Linked DNA regions of Homo sapiens: region 2 is linked to region 1. The links are chromatin loops, found by intact Hi-C in ENCODE. Cell type or tissue: natural killer cell. All regions are shown on one strand. Links, peaks and the distances in the headings refer to the core of each region. The heading gives the core; the rest is flanking DNA. Region 1 overlaps PTBP3 (polypyrimidine tract binding protein 3). Region 2 overlaps PTBP3 (polypyrimidine tract binding protein 3).

Region 1 (18,004 bases), core at 15,505-18,004:
AAATTTACCTTCTGAGTTAGGCATAGAGTCAACTTCTATGAGCATATGGCTGAGCCAAGGATAAGCATTCTGCCAGCAAGAGAGGACATAATATGGGTGTGGGATTGGAGATGGGAGAGGAATATTCAGGCAGTAACCAATAATGTCTATGATCTTTTTAGTCTATTTTTTATACTTATACACATACCTAGAAAAAGTTTAAATATAAAACCATGTATATACTGATGATGTTTTTTCAAGTAGCAATACACATGGCAAATATTTCTCCATTTCAAGAAATATTTTTCTATAACTTTTTTTTTTTTTTCTAGACAGGGTCTCACTCTGTTATCTAGGCTGGAGTGCAGTGGTGTAATCTCAGCTCACTGCACGCTCGACCTCCCAGGCTCAAGCAATCCTCCTACCTCAGCCTCCCAAGTAGCTGGGACTACAGGTGCGTGCCACCATGCCTGACTAATTTCGTGTATTTTTTGTAGAGAAGGGGTTTTGCCATGTTCTCCAGGCTGTTCTCAAACTCCTGGGCTCAAGCAATCCTCCCGCCCTGGCCTCCCATAGTGCTGGGATTACAGGCATGAACCACTGCACCCCGCCATCTTTTTTTTTTCTACTTTTATTTTAGATTCAGGGATACATGATACATATGAAGGTTTGTTATAACGGTATATTGCATGATGCTGAGGTTTGGGGTGCGATTGAACCTGTCACTGAGGTAGTGAGCATGGTACCCAATAGACAGTTTTTCAATTCTTCCCTCTTTGTTTCTCATAATTCCCAGTGTCTACTGTTCCCATCTTTATGTCCATTAGTACCTAATATTTAGCTCCCACTTATAAGTGAGAACATGCTGTATTTAGTTTTCTTCTGTGTTAATTCACTTAGGATAATGGCTTCCAGTTGCATCCATTTTACCGCAGAGGACATGATTTCATTTTTATGGATGTGTAGTGTTCCATGGTGTATATATTCCATATCTTCTTTATCCAATCCACAGTTAATGAACACCTAGGTTGATTCCATGATTTTTCTATTGTGTATAGTGCTGTGATGAACATGAGTGCCTGTGTCTTTTTGGTAGAACAATTTATTTTCCTTTGGATATATACCAAATAATGGGATTGCTGGGTCAAATGGTAGTTCTACTTTCAGTTCTTTGAGAAACCTCCAAACTGCTCTCCACAGTGGCTAATTTACCTTCCCACCAACAGTGTATAAGTGTTCCCTTTTCTCTGAAGCCTCACCAGCGTCTGTTATTTTTTGACTTTTTAATAGCCATTCTGACTCGTGTGAGATGGAATCTCATTGTGGTTTTGATTTGCATTCCTCTGATGATTAGTGATGTTGAGCATTTTTTCAAGTGTTTGTTGGATACTTCTATGTCTTTTAAGAAGTGTCTGTTCATGCCCTTCACCCACTTTTTAATGGGGTTTTTTGCTTGTTGAATTTTTAAATTTCCTAATAGATACTAGATATTACATATTTGTCAGATGGATAGTTTGCAAATATTTTCCCTCATTCTGTAAGTTGTCTGTTCACTCTTGATAGTTTCTTTTGCTGTGCAGAAGCTCTTTTAATTAGGTTCCCACTTGTCAATTTTTGTTTTTGTTGCAATTGCTTTTCAGCTTGATATCCAAAAGGGTGTTTCCTAGGTTTTCTTCTAGAATTTTCTTTGCTTTAGGTCTTACATTTAAGCTTTTAATCCATCTGGAGTTAATTTTTGTATACGGTAATATATAGGGATCCAGTATCATTCTACTGCATATGGATCAACAGTTATCCTAGCACCATCTATTGAATAGGGAACCCTTTCCCCTGTTTATTTTTGTCAACTTTGTTGAAGATCCTTTGGTAGTAGGTGTGTGGCTTTATTTCTGGGTTCTCTATTCTGTGCCATTGGCCTATGTGTCTGTTTTTGTACCATACTTTTTGGTTACTGTAGCCTTGTGGTATAGTTTGAAGTTGACTAAAATGATGCCTTCAGCTTTGTTCTCTGGCTATTCAGGCTTTTTTAGGTTCCATATGAATTTTAGAATAGTTTTTTCTAATTCCGTGGAAAATGATATTGGTAGTTTGATAGGAATAGCACTGAATCTGTACATTGCTTTGGGTAGTATGGATATTTTAATGATATTGATTCTTCCAATCCATGCACAGAGTGTTTTTCCACCTGTTTCTGTCGTCTGTGCTTTCTTTCAGCAGTGGTTTTTGTTTTGATTTTTTTTTGAGATGGGGTCTTGCTCTGTCACCCAGGCTACAGTGCAGTGGTGAAATCTCAGGTCACTGCAAGCTCCGCCTCCTGAGTTCAAGTGATTCTCCTGCCTCAGCCTCCTGAGTAGCTGGGATTAAGGCGTGCACCACCATGGCCCGCTAATTTTTGTATTTTTAGTAGAGACAGGGTTTCGCCATGTTGGCCAGGCTGGTCTCGAACTCCTGGCCTCAAGCGATCCACCTGCCTCGGTCTCCCAAAGTGCTAGGATTATACGCATGAGGCACTGTGCCTGGCCAAGTGTTTTTTATTTAGTTCTCCTTTTAGAGATCTTTCATCTCCTTGGCTAGATGTATTCCTAGGTATTTGTGTGTGTGTGTGTGTGTGTGTGTGTGTGTGTGTGTGTGTGTGTGTGTATTGTAAATAAGATTGCATTCTTGATTTGGCTCTCAGCTTCAACTTATTGGTGTTTAGAAATGCTACTGATTTTTCATACATTGATTTTGTACCCTGAAACTTTACTGAAGTCATTTATCAGACTTAGGAGCCTTTTGGCAGAATCTTTAGGGTTTTCTAAGTATGGAATCACATTATCTGTGAAGAGAGATAACTTTTTCTTTTCCTATTTGGATGCCTTTTCTTTCTTTCTCTTCCCTGATTTTGCTTCTGGCTAGTACTATGTTGAATAGGAGGGGTAAGAGTGGGCATCCTTGTCTTGTTTCAGTTAAGGGGAATGCTTCCAGCTTTTGCCTGTTCAGTATGATGTTGGCTGTGGGTTTGTCATAGATGGCTCTTATTATTTTGAGGTATGTTCCTTTGATGTCTAGTTTTTTGAGGGTTTTTGTCATGAAGGGATTTATATTATTAGGCTTCTTAGCTTTCCATTACAAAGACGTAATTATTCAGTTTCTTATTGCTGGATGAAATAGTTGCTGGACATTTAAAGTCATTTCCAATTTTCCATTATTGATACCAATGTGGTGATGAACATTTTTTGGCTTTTGATATACAGTTGGCCCTTCACATGTGTGGGTTCCACATCTGTGGATTAAATTAACTGCAGATCAAAAGTATCTGGGAAAAAAAATGGATGGCTGCAACTGTACTGAACATATACACACTTTTTTCCCTTGTGATTATTCCCTAAATAATACAGTACAACTACTACTTACATAGCATTTACATTGTATTAGGTATTATACGTAGTCTAGAGATGATTTAAAGTATATGAGAGTGTGGCTAATCAGCACCAAGCCCAGACTCTGGGCATTCCTTCTAGATGAGGCCCATGTTGGTAGACTTGCAACAAACTCACCAGGGTGCTGAGCTAGGCTACTTTATAACCTCATTTTTTTCCTCTGGATGTTTGTGTGTTTATTGCTTTGATGTATGAACTGTTAAAGAGATCCATTTAAAAAAAATCTGTGCTTGGCCAGGCATGGTGGCTCACGCCTTTAATCTCACAACTTTGGGAGGCTGAGGGGGGCAGATCACTTGAGGTCAGGAGTTCAAGACCAGCCTGGCCAACATAGTGAAACCCCATCTCTACTAAAAACACACACACATACACACACAAAAATTAGCTGGGCCTGGTAGCACATGCCTGTAGTCCCAGCTACTTAGGAGGCTGAGGTACAAGAATCACTTGAACCCGGGAGGCAGAGGTTACAGTGAGCCGAGATTGCGCCACTGCACTCCAGCCTGGGTGACAGAGTGAGACCCTGTCTCGAAAAAAAAAAAAATCTGTGCTTTAAAAGGAAAACCACCTTAAATGGAATCCTTTCTATTACATTCTGATATGCTACTATTACATTCATAATTTTGGAAGGTGAGAGAAATAAAGTATATGGGAGGATGTACGTAAGGTATATGCAAACACCACACCATTTTATATGAGGAGCTTGAACATGTGTGGATTTTCATACCCCAGGGGGTTCTGGAATCAAGACCCCATGGATACCAAGGTATGACTGAATATTACCAAGCTGCTTTCCAAAAAAATAGTACCAGTTTATACTTCTATCAATGGAGTGTGGCAATGTTTAGTTCACTTAATCCTTATCAGCATTTAAAAATATACCTTTTTAATTCATTACTCATTAGACAGATGTCATCATTCTTGAAGAAAGCATGTGGTTGCTCTATAGGGAGAGGCATTATTGGAAATTCAGCTTTGGCCCACACATGCTTTCTGATTCTGAAGGCAAATGAGTTCAAATCAGAACTGTAAGCCCCAGGTCTCTTTTTAGTGGGTTCTCAGAAAAGTAGGGATGCTGTCCTCTCTTCCCTGACCCCACCTATATGGATATGCATATGCATATGACTACAGGTCAGAGAAGACTCCTGCTTCCCCTGGAAGCTGAACAGAGGGGTTGTACAAGGCTTATAATTTTTCTTCCACTCTTCTTCCGTGGTTTTGTTTTAATCTAAATCAAGTTACAGTTACCTTGGCAAGCCATTTCTTTTGATTGGGTGATTTAATCTATTTACATTTAATACTATTCTTGATATACCATCAATTCTCATTATTCACAATTCCTTATTTGTGAATTTTTCCTACTTGCTAGAAGTTTGTAATTCCTAAATCAACACTTAAGGTGTTTTCATGGTCATTTGCAACATGCACACAGTGGCAAAAATATTTGAATTGCTCAACATATGTGTTCCCAGCTGAGGCTGAACAAGGTGACACACAAACCTCTTGTATCAGCTCTCATACTGTAAACAAGCGTCCTTCTTGTGGTCTACTTAGTGCCAGGTTTTTTGTATTTTTCTTGGTGATTTCACAGTTTACAAGAGCCCCCAAGAGCAGTGCTGCAGTGCTGTTTAGTGTTCCAAAGTGCAAGAAGGCTGTGAGGTTACTTGCTTTTAGCCTGAACTTTAGTATTTCTTCTAAAGAAGGGCTGCCAACATTAAATTCTCTCAGTTTTATTTTTCTGGGGAAATCTTTATTTTATCTTCATTCTGAATCACAGCTTTGCTGGCAATACAATTCTTGGTTGACAGTTTCTTTCTCTGAGACTTTGAATGTCATCCCACTACCTTTTGGCCTCCATTGTTTCTGCTAAGTGAGCCACTAATTCTACTAGGGTTCCCTTGTAAGTAATGAGTTATTTTTTTCTTGCTGCTTAAAGATTTCCTCATTGTCTTTGACTTTCGACATTTGTCCTATGCTGTGCCTCACATTTCTAAGGTTCTCTTCATTCTTTTTTCTCTGTTTTTCAGTGTGTCTAATCTCTATTAGTCTGTTATTCTTTCCTCTGTCAGTTCAAACCTATTGTTGAGCCCTTTGGTGAATTTTTTGGTTATTGTGCTTTTCAACTCCATAATTTCCATTTGGCTCCTTTAATAATCTCAATTTTTTTGTTGATATTGTCTTACTTGATGTGACATTGTCATCCTACCTTCAATTACTTCTTTAATCATGGCTCCTTTTAGTTCTCTGAACAGGTTCATAATGGCTACTTTAAAGTCTTTTCTGATAAATGCAACATCTGGTTCCTCTTACTGTCAATTTCTGTTGTCTGCTTTTTTTCTGCTGTTTGGGTTGTACTTTCCTGTTTCCTTGTGCTTTGTAATTTTTGGTTTAAAACTAGATATTGAAAATCATATATTGTAGTAACTCTGGTTGCTGGTCCCCCCTTCTCTGGAGCTTATTATAATGTGCTTATTTATGTAGTAAACGACTGGATTATTTTAGTGAAGTCCCTTTTCTCCAAACTGTGTTTAGCCACTAATGTTGTTCCTTCAGGAGGTACAGCACTGGGTATGCCCACAGTCACTCCGGAATCAGTGGGTTTGGTGGGTCTCTCCTCCTCTTTTCACTGACCCCACCTACCTGCTAAAACCATACTATTATCAGATGATTGCTCTAGTGTTTTCAACAGTACCCTGGGAGCACAAACTGCTCTAAAATTTATACAGTTGAATTCTGGCTTCTTCAACTGAACAATTTTTTAGGTCAGTGTTTGATTTTTATTCTGACCCCAGGAGGATTCTTCCAGCTATCTTATTCCCAGTTCTCTCCTGCAAACCAGCCTTCTACAGTTTAACCTGTATCTTGAATATTCTCCCAGTTGCCTTTTATCACACCTCACTGACCTTGAGAGTGCTTTTAGACTTGAAATTATTCACTCTGCTGCAATAAGCTAAATTCCTTCTGAAAGAGATGAAAAGCTATCTGTTTTATGGTGGGTTTCTCCCCGCAGGTACAATCTCTGAGCCAGGGCACTGGAGCTGGGAAAGGGAACGATGGTAAGCTTCTCTCTGAGTGACATCCCCACTCTAGGGGCTAAGCCCTTGATTGTGAGGGAGGTGTTAAAGAAAAAATTATTCTGACACTTGTTAAGATGAGAAAGAAGACTTTCTTCAGAATGATCCCGATAGGTGTCAAGATAATTGAGGCTGGGCGCAGTGGCTCACGCCTGTAATCTCAGCATTTTGGGAGGCTGAGGTGGGTGGATCACTTGAGGTCAGGAGTTCTACACCAGCCTGGCCTGGCCAACGTAGTAAAACCCTGTCTCTACTAAAAATACAAAATTAGCCAGGGATGGTGGCAGGCATCTGTAATCCCAGCTACTTGGGAGGCTGAGGCAGGAGAATCACTTGAACCTAGGAGGCAGAGGTTGCAGTAAACCAAGATCGCACCATTGCACTCCAGCCTGGGTGACAGAGCAAGACTCCGTTCTCAAAAAAAAAAAAAAAAAAAAAAAATTATTGAGATAGAAGAGATCAGTCTCAATTACAAACTCACGAGGAACAAGTAGGGATTTATAGGCAAGGAGTAAGTTGGAGAAGGGTTGTCAGTAGATGGAAAATTACTAAGAGGAGACAGAAATGAAGGGTAAGGGAAATTCTTGCTACATTTACCAAACAGGATTCTTGCTTAAGTCAGGTCAGGTTGATCAGATATAAAGGGTCAAGGGGATTCTTTTTAAACTGCCAGGATTCTTGCTAAAACTGGGCTCTTGAGGACAAGGTCCAAGAATGAGGCCTAGTCTAAAAAAGTTTCTAAGCCTGGCCAGGTGCAGTGGCTCACACCTGTAATCCCAGCACTTCGGGAGGCCGAGGCGGGTGGATCACAAGGTCAGGAAATCGAGACCATCCTGGCTAACACGGTGAAACCCTGTCTCTACTAAAAATACAAAAATTAGCCAGGTGTGGTGGCAGGCGCCTGTAGTCCCAGCTACTTTCCCAAGTAGCTGAGGCAGGAGAATGGGGTGAACCTGGGAGATGGAGGTGGCGGTGAGCCGAGATCACGCCACTGTACTCCAGCCTGGGCGACAGAGTGAGACTCTGTCTCAAAAAAAAAAAAAAAAAAAGTTTCTAAGCCTGACTAAAGTTTGGGTAAGGAGAGAGCCTCTGTCAGTGCAGAGCAGCTGGGGTCCTCTCGGCTTGCCTCTCTTGCCATGGAACCACCACCTCGCAAGCCAGGACCAAGGCCCCATTATCTTAGCATGTCATGCCTAAGGAAGCCTCCAGTCCATGAGTGGGGTCTGGGTGGAATAAGAGAGCCTCAGCAACAGGTGGCTACGAGCAGGATGAGAAAAGCTGTGGTTCTGCTATTCCCAGGACGAAAGCCCTCTGTGAGGGGATGTTCTTGGCTGCAGCAGCCTGTCTGGGGGCCTGGATAGAACAAAAGGGCAAGAAGAAAGGCAAATTTCCTCTCTCCTAGAGCTAGAACACCATTTTATCTCCTGTCCTTTGGCATCAGAACTCCAGATTCTCTGGCCTTTGGACTCTGGGACTTGCACCGGCAGCCCCCTGGGTTCTCAGGTCTTTGGCCTTGGACTGAGAGTTAGACCAGTGGCTTCCCTGGGTTTTGGGGCCTTCAGACTTGAATGAGCCACCCCCTACTGGCCTCCCTAGCCTGCAGACGGCCTGTTTTAAGACTTATCAGCCTACAATCACATGAACCAATTATATCTACCTACCTACCTACTTATTTATCTATCCTACCTGTTCTGTCTCTCTGGAGAACCCTGACAAATCCAAAGCCCTAGTCCACAGTACCTCAAAATCTGACTGTATTTGGGAATAGAGCTTTTAAAGAGGTAAAGTACAATGAGGCCATATGGGCAGGCCCTACTCCAATATAACTGGTATCCTTTAAGAGGACATTGGGACACAGACTCACACAAACCAAAAGATAACCAACCACGTGAGAACATAGGGAGAAGGTGGCCATCTACAAATCAATGGGAGAGGCCTCAGAAGAAACCAAACCTGCTGACTGACACTTTGATCTCAGACTTCTACCCTCCAGAATTGTGAGAAAATGAGTATCTATTATTTAAGCCACCCAGGTTGTTGTATGTAATTTGTTACAGTAGCCCTAGTAAACTAATACAATGTACACGGAACTATTTTGGCCTCCTTGGGACTGCCCATATATGGGCAATCTATGCTTCTGGGGAACATGATGGAAGAAGTTATGGTTATCACACAAATGTACAGGTCAGAGACAATAAACTTTGGTGAGGGTATGGATCTATGAATCCATACGCTCAAATACAGTTGTGCTGTTGGAGTTTGTCACTGAATTCCCGAAGCCCTATATAGACAGCAGATGTTTTTGTAGGTTGAGGCAAGGCTCCATTTTCCTTCTGTATATGTTCAGCTCTCTGGGTATTTCATTCATCAGATGGCAGCTTGGCTTAGAGAAGGTGTTGGTCTGTATTAACGCAATGGCTGCCACCAAGTCACTACAAGCACTAGGGTTCTATCAATGATGATCTAGCTCAGTGGCTTTGTCATGGGGACTGCCAGGGGAAAGAATCTGGGGCTGGTTCCGTCAGAAGCTCCTACCAGCTGAAAGGAAATGGCAGATATTCAACAGATAATCTACTGTATGCTGGTCTCTGCATGGGTATTTTATTTCTTATAAAGAAGATCCTGCTTCTTACTAAATAGGGGTTGTCACTAGAACCCTGTAATCTCTTCAATCTTTATGCCCTTATTTAAAAGAATTTAGAATAAATTCATTCTAACAGTGAGCTAACATCATAGACCAAGCACACAAACTAACAGTTAATTCTGCAGCCCTGGGAACTTTTTTTTTTTTTTTTTAAATGACAGAGTCCCGCTCTGTCACCCAGGCTGGAGTACAGTGGTGCGATCTTGGCTCAATGCAACCTCTGCCTCCCAGGTTCAAGCGATTCTCCTGCCTCAGCCTTCCGAGTAGCTGGGACTACAGGCGTGAGCCACCACACCTGTCTATTTTGTATTTTTAGTAGAGACAGGGTTTCACCATATTAGCCAGGATGGTTTTGAACTCCAGACCTCAGGTGATCTGCCGGCCTTGGCCTCCCAAAGTGCTGGAATTGCAGGCATGAGCCACCGTGCCCAGCCAAGAACTATTTTTTGAATAAAAAAACTGGAAGTGTTCTGAAAATACAAGGATAGTCTGCCTGTTCTAGAAAATCTGGGGCTGGTAGCTACTATTCTTGGACCATATTGAGAGATGGTTAAAAACATTAGATGCTCAAAAAATCAGGTAAATTATTTAGATTTAGTTTGCAAGCTAGTCCATGTTGCAAGAAAGGACATACCAGTGCTTTCCATCTTTATTATAATGTTCCTTGATGGCATGGCTAGACTTTTACAACTTTGGATCCTCTGGCAATGCATATATCTGTCAAATCAGCCCACACTAAAGCACAGCAATAAGAGGCATGGGGGTGAGGGAGCGATCAGGACAATCCTAAACCTTGGCATTTTTTCCAGATGAGATCGGGTGCAGTCAGGGTAGTATGGCATGCAGACATTTGTGTTTTTTTCAAAGTAATTCCTACCTAAATAAGTTTTTGTTCCTACCTAGTTATATTTCATTCTCAAGTTCATATATATTGTTTCTGTCATAAAGGATAAATGTGCATTGAAAATTCATAGGATATATAAGGCAATCTAAGACAGCTATGATTAACATATCAAGTCACACAAAATAAGAAGTATAAAAGAAGCATAAAATAAAGTTAAAAATGAAATGAAACACTAATAAATGAAAAAACAAACATTGCGGAGGATCAAAACACATGAAAAACAGGTTATTTGAAAATACTTCTGCAAGATGGCTCAAGAAAAGGAGAAAAGGCACAACTGAAAAACAGTAATATGGATATACAGGCTGGGCGCGGTGGCTCACGTTTGTAATCCCAGCACTTTACAAGGCTGCGGCAGGCGGATCACTTGAGGCCAGGAGTTCGAGACCAGCCTAGCCAACAAGGTGAAACCCGTCTCTACTAAAAACATAAAAACACAAAAATTAGCCAGGCGTGGTGGTACACGCCTGTAATCCCAACTACTTGGGAGACTGAGGCACAAGAATTGCTTGAGCCTGGGAGACGGACATTGCAGTGAGCTGAGATTGTGCCACTGCACTCCAGCCTGGATGAAAGAGCAAGACTCTGTCTCAAATAATAAGTAAATAAATAGTAAATATAAACAAAAATAAAAATGGGTATAGGCCGAGTGCAGTGACTCACTTCTGCATACTCAGCACTTTGGGAGGCCAGGAGTTTGAGACCAGCCTGGGAAACACAGCAAGACCTCATCCCTCCAAAAACAAGAAGATATAATTACTGATAAGGCAGAGATTTAAAAACATTATAAACTTTAACCAATATGTTTGAAAACTACTATATAAATTAATAGTTAATAATCTACCCAGTAGAAAGGGAGAGGGGCAGGAGTATAGAAGATACAACGCAGAATATGAATCACGTAAGTTAGGTGACAGAAACAAAGTTTCATTATATCAGTCTTTCAATTTTACAAATGTTTGTGTTTCCATAAAAACAGGCTTTAGAAAAAGGCAAACTTTTGGAGGAGAATAGGAAACAAAAAAAACCCAAGCATTTATTTTGCCTTTCTACAGAAGCTGTACCTCAAAGTAATGAAATAGCTGATATGGGGGTTTCTCTTATATAGAAGAAATCCAACTAATACAAGCAAAAGGAATTAGAATTATAGCTTTACCATCTTGCAGTCCCTAAAAATTAATGGATCTAGGCAATGATCAATGGATACTGCCATCAAAAGAAAAGCCACATTATGGAAGTATCCAACGCTATCAATGAAGTATTCTTACGAAAAAAAAAAAAGGTAGGGGGGAAGGGGAGGCAGGGAGAAAGAAGAGAGAAAACAGAATCTGAATGAGCTCTTCTCGATTTACATGTAATTGGCAAAATTCAAAGAGCTGTTTCTTCAACAAATAAATTACAAAAAAAAAAGGATGGAGAGGGAACCTGTAAAAGCCTTTATCAACTGCAATGTATGGACTTCTATACTGAAATGTTTACAGATGAAATTATATGATGACTGGGATTTAAAAGAAATCCTAGGATAGCCAGGTGTGGTGGTGCATGCCAGCTACTCAGGACGCTGCGGCAGAATTGCTTGAACCCAGGAGGTGGAGGCTGCAGTGAGCCAAGACCACACCACTGCACTCCAGCCTGGGCAACGAGAGACTCTGTCTCAAAAAATAAAAATGAAAAACTAAAAGTAATCCTAGGAGTGGGGTAAAGAACAGATTAAACAAAATTGGCCACTAGTTGCAGTTGGGTACTGGGTAAATGGGAGTTCATCATAGTAATACTTGTGTATTACAAATCTTAATTTTTGGCCAGGTGGTGGCTCATGCCTGTAATCCTAGCACTTTGGGAGGCCAAGGCAGGTGGATCACTTGAGGTCAGGAGTTCAAGACCACCCTGGCCAACATGGTGAAACCCTGTTTCTACTAAAAAATACAAAAATTAGCTGGGCGTGGTGGCTCATGCCTGTAATCCAAGCTACTTGGGAGGGTGAGGCAGGAGAATTGCTTGAACCAGGGAGGCAGAGGTTGTAGTAAGCCAAGATTGTGCCACTGCACTCCAGCCTGGGCAATGGAGCAAGACTCCGTCTCAAAAAAAAAAAATCTTAACTTTTATAAAGTCTTCTCTTAGGATGCTAGAGATCTAGGTAGGTCTTTCTGGCTTCTTTTGATAAAATATATTAGGAGGCCAGATGCAGTGGCATACTCCTGTTATCTCAGCATTTCAAGAGGCTGAGGGGGGAGGATCACTTGTGTCCGGGAGTTCAAGACTAGCCTGAGCAACATAGTGAGAACTCGTCTCTACAAAAAATAAAAAATTAGCTGGGTGTGGTGGTGGGTGCCTATAGTCCCAGCTACTTGGGAGGCTGAGATGGGATGACTGCTTTGAGTCTGGGAGGTTGGCTGCAGTGAGCTATTGATGGCCCCACTGCACTCAGCCTTGCCAACACAGTGAGACCCTGTCTCAAAAAATAAAAGGGAAATATATTAGGGGTTAGATGTCAAACAGCTCACCAGATCAGTTACAGTGGCAAAACCAAAACTAAAACACATTAATTAAATCTTTCTGAATCTAGTTGGATGTAAAACTGTTCGGAAGGGTAAAATTTACTTGAAAACATGTTTTTTTGTTTGTTTTTTTTTGGTCAGTGAAATATTTTTCCTGTAGATATGCCGTGGTCAGGACAATGCAATATATGCACATGTAAGAGTTTCATGTTGAAACTCAGTCCATGGTATCTTGGGTTCTTTATAAGAGGGCCTTACTTATTGGCTAGAATAATCTGCTGACTTAAGAAAAGAATTGGTTGCTAGCTCCTTGCTCAATTATAATAATTTTTGAAACACTCCTGGGTAACTGGTACAAAGTACATTAACCAGATACCAGAAACCCCTCCTCATACTCTTTCAGTTACCTCCTTCCCAAAGGTAACTATCCTGTTTCTGAACTTGATGTACATAAAATTATATAGTGTTTGTACGTGGCTTCCTTTGTTCAGCATCACATCTGTGAGATTCTTCCATGCAGTGGAATGAGCTTCATTTTGTTCAGTTGCATTACTATATTCTACTATAGAACTCTATCATTATGAAATCTATCCCTAATAATGCCTTTTGCCCTAAAGTGTACTTTGTCTAACATTAATGTAGTTAATAACAGTTTTATTTTGAAGACAATCTCTTAACAGGTTAGAATGTGACATTTGTATTCTGCAGGAATAAGGACTGAGCAGATAATTCTCTAATTTTAGGCACAGAATAATGATAGAGATGCTTATCAAGTGATTAGAGGGCAATTTATTCCAAAAGAAATATTGAGTTTTTCCTGTTACCCTGTCTATATCCTTAGAACAAATATAGGGGTAAAAAAATTGAGAAGGCTGGGCACAGTGGCTCACCCCTGTAATCCCAGTGCTTCCTACTGTAATCTGAGAAGGGAGGATCGCTCGAGCCCAAGACTTCAAGACTAGCCTAAGGAACAAAGTGAGACCCAGTTTCTACAAAAGTAAAAAGTAAAAAACTTAGCCAGGCACATACCTGTAGTCCCACTTACTTGGGAGCCTGAGGCAGAAGGAAGGCTTGAGCCCAGGAGTTTGAGGCTGCTTCAGCCTGGGCAACACAGTGAGACTCTGTCTCAAAACAAAACAAAAACAGAAAGAAAAATAAAAAAATAGACATTATGAATCTGCTAGGAACATTAGAATCATTACTTTTCTGGTTTCTTTATACTAGTAGAGTTGGAAACTCTACATCAGAACCCAGTGGCTCCAGAATGTGGTAATTCCAGCAAAATTATTACTAGAGTTTTATCACTTCAGCATAAACTGTTTTGATAAAAAACACACAAAGGAAAGTGATGAATTCCCATTATAGGTTGAAATAGACAACAGGAAAAAAAGCTTTGATGTAGAAACAGTAAGACTACAAATAGGTCTATCACTCCTAACTATACCTAACCCAGCATCCCAGTTCATTTATCACAAATGTTAGACATTAAATACTGGGCACAGCTTGTCTGACGATGTCCTCTTATTTCTACAATTGTTTTTTTAAGTAATGGCATTTGTCTTAGAAATAATCATTGCTCTGATATGGCTATTTATCTCTAAGAGTAAAAAGGACAAATTATGGCAGGGTCTATATTCCTACATATTCACAACTAGCTGTAGGATAGTTATAGCCATATGTATTCTGAGAAGTGCCTCAGAGAGGCCTCATGATCCATTTTTGGGGATTCCTATTGAAGGCAGGAGTTCAAAAGTAACGTGTTTAATTTGTGGATTTAGGCTGACATATCTACTACATTACACATTTCTAAAAGGTAAGTCACCACGTGCTTAACTCTATATTTTTCCCAACACCTAGCTCAAGTGCTGGTACAATCAGTACTCGGTGAACTGAATGAATAAAACAGTGCTATGGGGCTGAATTTTGTGTCCCCCTTCCCAAATTCCTACGTTGAAGTCCTAATCCCCAGAATCGCAGAATGTAACCACATTCAGAGACAGACTCTTTAAGGAATTAGGGTAAAATGAGATAATATGAGTAAGCCCTCATCTTTGACTGATGTCCTTATAAGAAGAGATTAGGACATGGACACACTCAGAAGAGCGAGCTTGTAGAAGGCGCAAGGAAAAGACAGCTATCTACAAACCAAGGAAAGGCATTGGAAGAAATCAACACTGCTGACACCTTGATCGTGGCCTGCGAGCCTCCATGAACTGTGAGAAACTCATTTCTGGTGTCTAAGCCACCTAGTCTGTGGGACTTTTTTATGGCAGTCCTAGCAAACTCATACAAACAGTAACTACATTTTTTGTTAGTTTTCTGAAATTTAAAATGTGAAACGACATTAAAAAATTTTTCAGAAGTAGATAAGGCATTTTTACCCTTCATCAGAAACATTCTCACCACTTACTCAATGTCTTTACGTTGCAGTGAGGTATGATCATGTGGCTTTTAGGAGAAAACATAAGCACTCCAATACTGTGTACAGATCTTCAAGATCATAACCTTAGCAGCACTTGGAAGTCTGAAACTGCAACACCTGGGTGCAATAGAGTGCACTGGACCAAGTCACAGAGACCTGGGCTTCCTTGCTGTTAACTGGAAATTGAACTAGGTGGTCTCTTGGGTCACTGACATGACTTAATGATGGTTATAACCCCTCTGCTGAGTAAATAAGCATTTCACAGTCAATCGAGTTTATAAAAGCCTAATATAGTCATACAGTTATTTTATCTTTTCCTGATAAAAATGCCTCATGTAAAAATACCTATTTATTTTCCCAGTATTTATGGAGACCACAGATTTTACAGGTAAGCCAGCAAAGATTAGTAGTGATTACCTAATTTTCTATTCCATTCAAAATAAATTCCCACTTCCAGGAGACTAAAATATACAATGAACGCTAAGTCTAGACTTCTGCAATCCAACAATTCTTTAAAGATCTGAGAAGTAAAACGTTTGTCTAAGGAAAAGGAATGTAGCATCAGCTAGTATCTGTGCTACCTTTTTAAAGAGGACACAAATTTGGTTTGAGATCACACCTTGTGTCTCAAAGTGTATGTATACTAATGCCGTAGGGAAGCCAAATACTGAACAAAACTGGAAATAGTGTTCCAACTGTAGTTTGGCACTGCACATATGGGGAGAAAGAGAGAAAGAAAAAGGAGAGTGAGTGTGCAAGCAAGAAAGCATGCCGCCATGCCCCTGCATTACGGGGCAGTGCCAGAGAAGGTGCATCATAGGAAGATTAGGAAAGCACTTTGCTCCTCAAAACGAGAATTATTCCTAAATGAAGACAGAGACAGTTAATAGATTTTGTGTTTTTCCCATTTTGAACATTGTTTGAATATGTGCTCACTATTCACTAACCATGACACGTTTAGATGGATGGCTATGGAAAAGAAAAGAAAATAGGACATCATTAGAATTACAGGTAAGACAAAGGGAAACCCAAAGTACAGACAAGAACACAGAAAAATTTTAAGAGAGTACAGATGTCATGACATTTATTAAAAGGCATGCTACAATGCTATATTTGTTAGGAAAAGAGATTAGAGATATCAAGTAATAGTCAGCAAATATACAAACTGAACGAAAATGGAATATACTGTAGTGTACAGAAGCTTGAATTAACCATGCACTACGCATTTAGAAAATATGTTTTTTAATATTTTATCTTCTCTTTGCATTTATAACATAATTCACTTCAACAATCACAGACTCCTTTTTTTCCAATGCCACAGACTGTTACAAATGAAAGCTGGTACTGCTGCTTATCCAAAATATACAAGACAATTGATGTTTTATATAAAACCACTTTATAAGTTCATTTGTTCCCAAAAACCTTTTTTTCTTTTTTGGCCTTGTTAAAAAAAATGTTGTTACAAATATTTACAGCATTTTCTTCTGTTAGACGAACATTCTTAAAAACTGAAAAGGGGAATTTTGATGAACAGACCACGTAAAACACCAGACAATGTCAGAGGCTCCTAGCTGTGCTATTTTTTTTTTCTTAGATACAGTACTGAAAATGCCCATCAAACTCGTCATCCTAATCCATTCTGTTCACACTGAAACTCACATTTTCTCTAAGTAGTCTATTCAGCAGTAGAAATTGAAAGTAAAGGCCGCTCTGCACTGGTTCTTCTTTCAGAAAGGAGCTTGGGGAAAATGCAAAATGCTTTACAGAGAGGAGTTAAAACCACAACAGTCAGTCTTTGGTCAGAGCAATGAGGTGACACTTTGATGCAAAACTTTGCTTGGTCAGCAATCTTTATAACTGGTACTTTCTGGATATGGGATGAATTTTTAAAAGATCTGGGAAACAACAGTAAGGGGGAAAAAAGGCCAGAGTATGATTTTTTTAATGGCATCAAAAAAATAGCTATTTAAATATTTGTTATTACAACTACTACATAGATCCAAGAAGTGAAAATAATACAACAACAAATCAGTTGACAATGCTGATTTAAGCATGCCATAGGCATCTTTCAATTATGACTATGATCACCAAGGTCACTGGACCAGACAAATATCCCTGTTCTCTGGAACATATGCCTCAGGTTACAAAAACTAAGGAAACTACCACAAAGATTTTGAGCAGCTCTATTCTTGGACCTGCACAATGCTCTACAATGAATATTATGTGATAAAGGCAAAAGTGTAACTGAGACTTTATTTATAGTTACAATTCTTTGCTTGGATGAATAGTTGGTGGGACAACATTCTTTTAAAACTATATAGTACATATTTCCTGAAAACCAGAATACTGATACTACTTTAGTCTCAAATAGGAAGAAAAGGTCAATTAAGACTACTGAAGAAGGCACATAAACTTTGGTCCTGTTTTTTCTCCCACTATAAAACCCCTCAAACTAAGATTTTAATAATTTTCTATATTTTAAACCACTCACAACTAGCTGTTAAAATTTGCTCTGAAAAAAGACTGCTAATAGTCTTGTAGATAACAACACAACTCTTTTAAAAGACAGCTGAGTTATATTTTCAAATTTTGTGCAATCTAAATTGTATTTCTTTCAGCACAATAGTAGAGTATTTTGAGTCTGGCAGTTTTGTTCTCATTAACAGATCAAGACAAAGGAAAGGCTAAGAAAAATGCTTTACGCATCGTCACGCTGTCTCTTTTTGGTTTTAAAAATAGCAGTACACATTAGGTTTTCTAAGGGATAGGTGGGGAAAAACACATGTACTTTTGTCAATTTTTTGTCCAAAAATATCTCGTGGGAACAGAAGAGAAACTGCATGACAATATGCTAAACATGTAAGCACTGCTGACTGATGGCACGGAGACACTGAAAAGAACAGAGAGCCAGGCGTGGTGGCTCATGCCTGTAATCCCAGCACTGTGGGGAGGTGGAAGCAGGAGAATCACTTGAGCCCAGGAGTTGGCGAGACCCCTAAAAATAAAATAAAGTAAAATAAAAAGAAATTGAGCAGAGGCATTCATAGGAGCCACTTCTCAT
Region 2 (2,500 bases), core at 1-2,500, 110 kb after region 1:
AGAGAGAGAGTACAGGGCAGAAGAAACATGTAAAAGTAATAACAGCCAAGAATTTTCCATAATTAGTGATAGCCAAACCACAGAACCAGGAAGCTCTGAGAAAACCAACCAGGATAAACACTAAAAAATCCATACCTTGGCATATCATTCAAACTGAAGAAAACAAAAGAGAAAATCAAGAAAGAAACCAGAAGAAAAAACACCGTACCTATGGAGGTACAGGGACAAGAATTACAGAGGTTTCTTTCTCATCAGAAACCATACAAGCAAAAAGAAAGTGAAGTGAAATATTTAAAGAGTTTTTTTAAAAAAAGGAAAAGAAAAAAAAAGACAACCTAGAATTCTGTATGCAGAGAAAAAGCATCCTCGGAGTAAAGCAGAAACACAAAACCAAGAGAATTCATGTCAATGGACCTGCGAAAAGTTTTTTAAAAGTTCTTTAAGGGGAAGGAAAACATTATAAACTTAGTAAATGTATATGCTACAATGTATACAGCAACCACTAAAAAAAAAGTTAAAGGAAATATAATTAATATGTATGTTGAGGGCCTGGTGCAGTGGCTCACATCTGAAATCCCAGCACTTTGGGAGCCCGAGTCTGGTGGATCAGTTGAGGTCAGAAGTTCAAGATCAGCCTGGCTAACATGGTGAAACTCTGTCTCTACTAAATACAAAATTAGCCAGGCATGGTGCTGCACACCTGTAGTCCCAGTTAGTTGGGTGCCTGAGGCACGAGAATCGCTTGAACCTGGGAGACAGAAGTTGCAGTGAGCCAAGATCGCACCACTGCACTCCAGCCTGGGTGACAGAGCGAGACTACCTCTTTTTTTTTTTTTTAAAAAAAAACAACTTTAAAAGAATAGACAAAAGACTTAACATTCACAAAAGAAGATAAGTGAATGCCTATTAAGCACATAAAAAACTCACCACCACCAATCACTGGATCAATAACAAAATTAAAATGAGGAAATACTAGTCCACAAGAATACCTAAAATTAAAAACTGACAACACCCAGCGTGTTGTCAGTTTGGCTGACACATGAGGCAAATGAACTCTAATATAAAGCTGATCAGAGTGTAAGGTGGTACAGCACTTTGAAAAACAGTTGAACAATTTCTTATAAAGTTAAACATCTACATATCCTATCACCCAGCAATTCTGCTCCTAGTCATGGATTGAATGAAACATACATATACCCAAAGACTTACACATAAATGTTCGTGGTAGCTTTATTCATAATAGCCCCAAACTGAAAAGTGCCCAAATGTCCATCAACATGAGAATCAATTTTTAAATACTGTTATATATTTGATAAGAGTCAAGAGACGGCAAAATGCCTAGGCAAAGAGGGAAGGGTCCCCGGAGAACCTTCGACCTGCCCAGGTCATCATGCACAGGAGGCTTGCCTAAATACGCCCACAGTGAAAAATTCCATCACTTAACATATGTGCAGTAAGGGAAATAAATCAACGTGGAGCGGCTCAGACTAAGGGCCCGTCTGCACACTGGGGGAAGGGGGTGGAGCCACCAGGAATTCACGCCTTAGGCTAGGGAGTGTGGTGGCCTGGTATTCAACCTGAGGTGGAAGCCAGCTGGCGGGACCCCTCTCTTTGCTGAGAGCTCCCCTTTCGCTTAATAAATTCCACTCTCCTCACCCTTCAATGTGTCCATATGCCTAATTTCTCCTGGTTGTGAGACAAGAACCTGGATTTAGTTGAACTAAGAAGCAAAAACCCCTGCATTATATTCACATAGTGGAATTCTCACAGAAATTAAAAAAAAAAAAAGGAACTACTGATATATGCAAGAACAAAGATGAATCTCAAAACCATTTTGCTGAGTAAAAGAAATCAGACATCAAAGAGCTTTTATGCTCTATGATTCCATTTATATGAGGTTCAAAAACAGGTAAAACTGGACAAGCACGGTGGCTCATGCCTGTAACCCCAGTACTTCGGGTGGCCGAGGCAAGCAGATGGCTTGAGCCCAGGAGACCAGCCTGGCCAACATGGCGAAACCTAGTCTCTACAAAAAACACAAAAATTAGCCCGGAGCGGTGGAGCGCACCTGTAGTACCAGCTACTCAGGAGGCCGAGGCAGGAGGATCACCTGAGCCCAGGAAGTTGAGACTGAGGTAAGCCTTGATCACACCACTGCACTCCAGCCTGAGCTACACAGTGAGACCCTGTCTCAAACAAACAAAACAGGTAAAACTAATCTCTGGTGATAGAAATCAGAAGAGCTGCCTAAACTGGGTCTGGAAAGAGGCAACAGGGAACTTTCTAGACTGCGTGTTCTATTATCTTGAATGAGGTATACAGGAAACACTAGTGGATACAAGTGTCAAATTTTACTGAATTGTACCCTTAAGACATGTGCATTTCATTCTATGTAAATTACAGCTCAGTTTAAAAGGAAAAGGATTGCAGCAAATGCCTTCTACATTTCCTATAGCTCAAGCACAGCAGCAGGCAAACGTTTTCTGTAAAGGGCCAGAGA

Evidence for each region. Peaks named below come from ENCODE experiments on the same cell type or tissue, not always from the same donor. Only the 100,000 strongest peaks of a DNase experiment are listed, where the experiment ranks them.
Region 2: a loop joins it to region 1, with 2.0 times the contacts of the local background. A loop is called at or near these places in 9 of 110 quality-filtered maps.

Annotation. Positions count from the first base shown.
Region 1 is chr9:112,202,436-112,220,439 of GRCh38, forward strand. PTBP3 (polypyrimidine tract binding protein 3) reads right to left here. Exons shown (of 14, transcript NM_001163788.4): 14 at 16,000-18,004. Among named protein-coding and RNA genes, the nearest start is that of SUSD1, 36 kb to the left of the region's middle. RefSeq lists an enhancer at 16,719-16,768. In natural killer cell, for the core only: no CTCF peak of the experiment used is centred there; a DNase peak (open chromatin) is centred at 16,626; H3K27ac peaks cover 829 bases.
Region 2 is chr9:112,323,825-112,326,324 of GRCh38, forward strand. All of the region lies in intron 1 of PTBP3 (polypyrimidine tract binding protein 3), which reads right to left. Among named protein-coding and RNA genes, the nearest start is that of PTBP3, 8.5 kb to the right of the region's middle. RefSeq lists an enhancer at 459-984. In natural killer cell, for the core only: no CTCF peak of the experiment used is centred there; no DNase peak of the experiment used is centred there.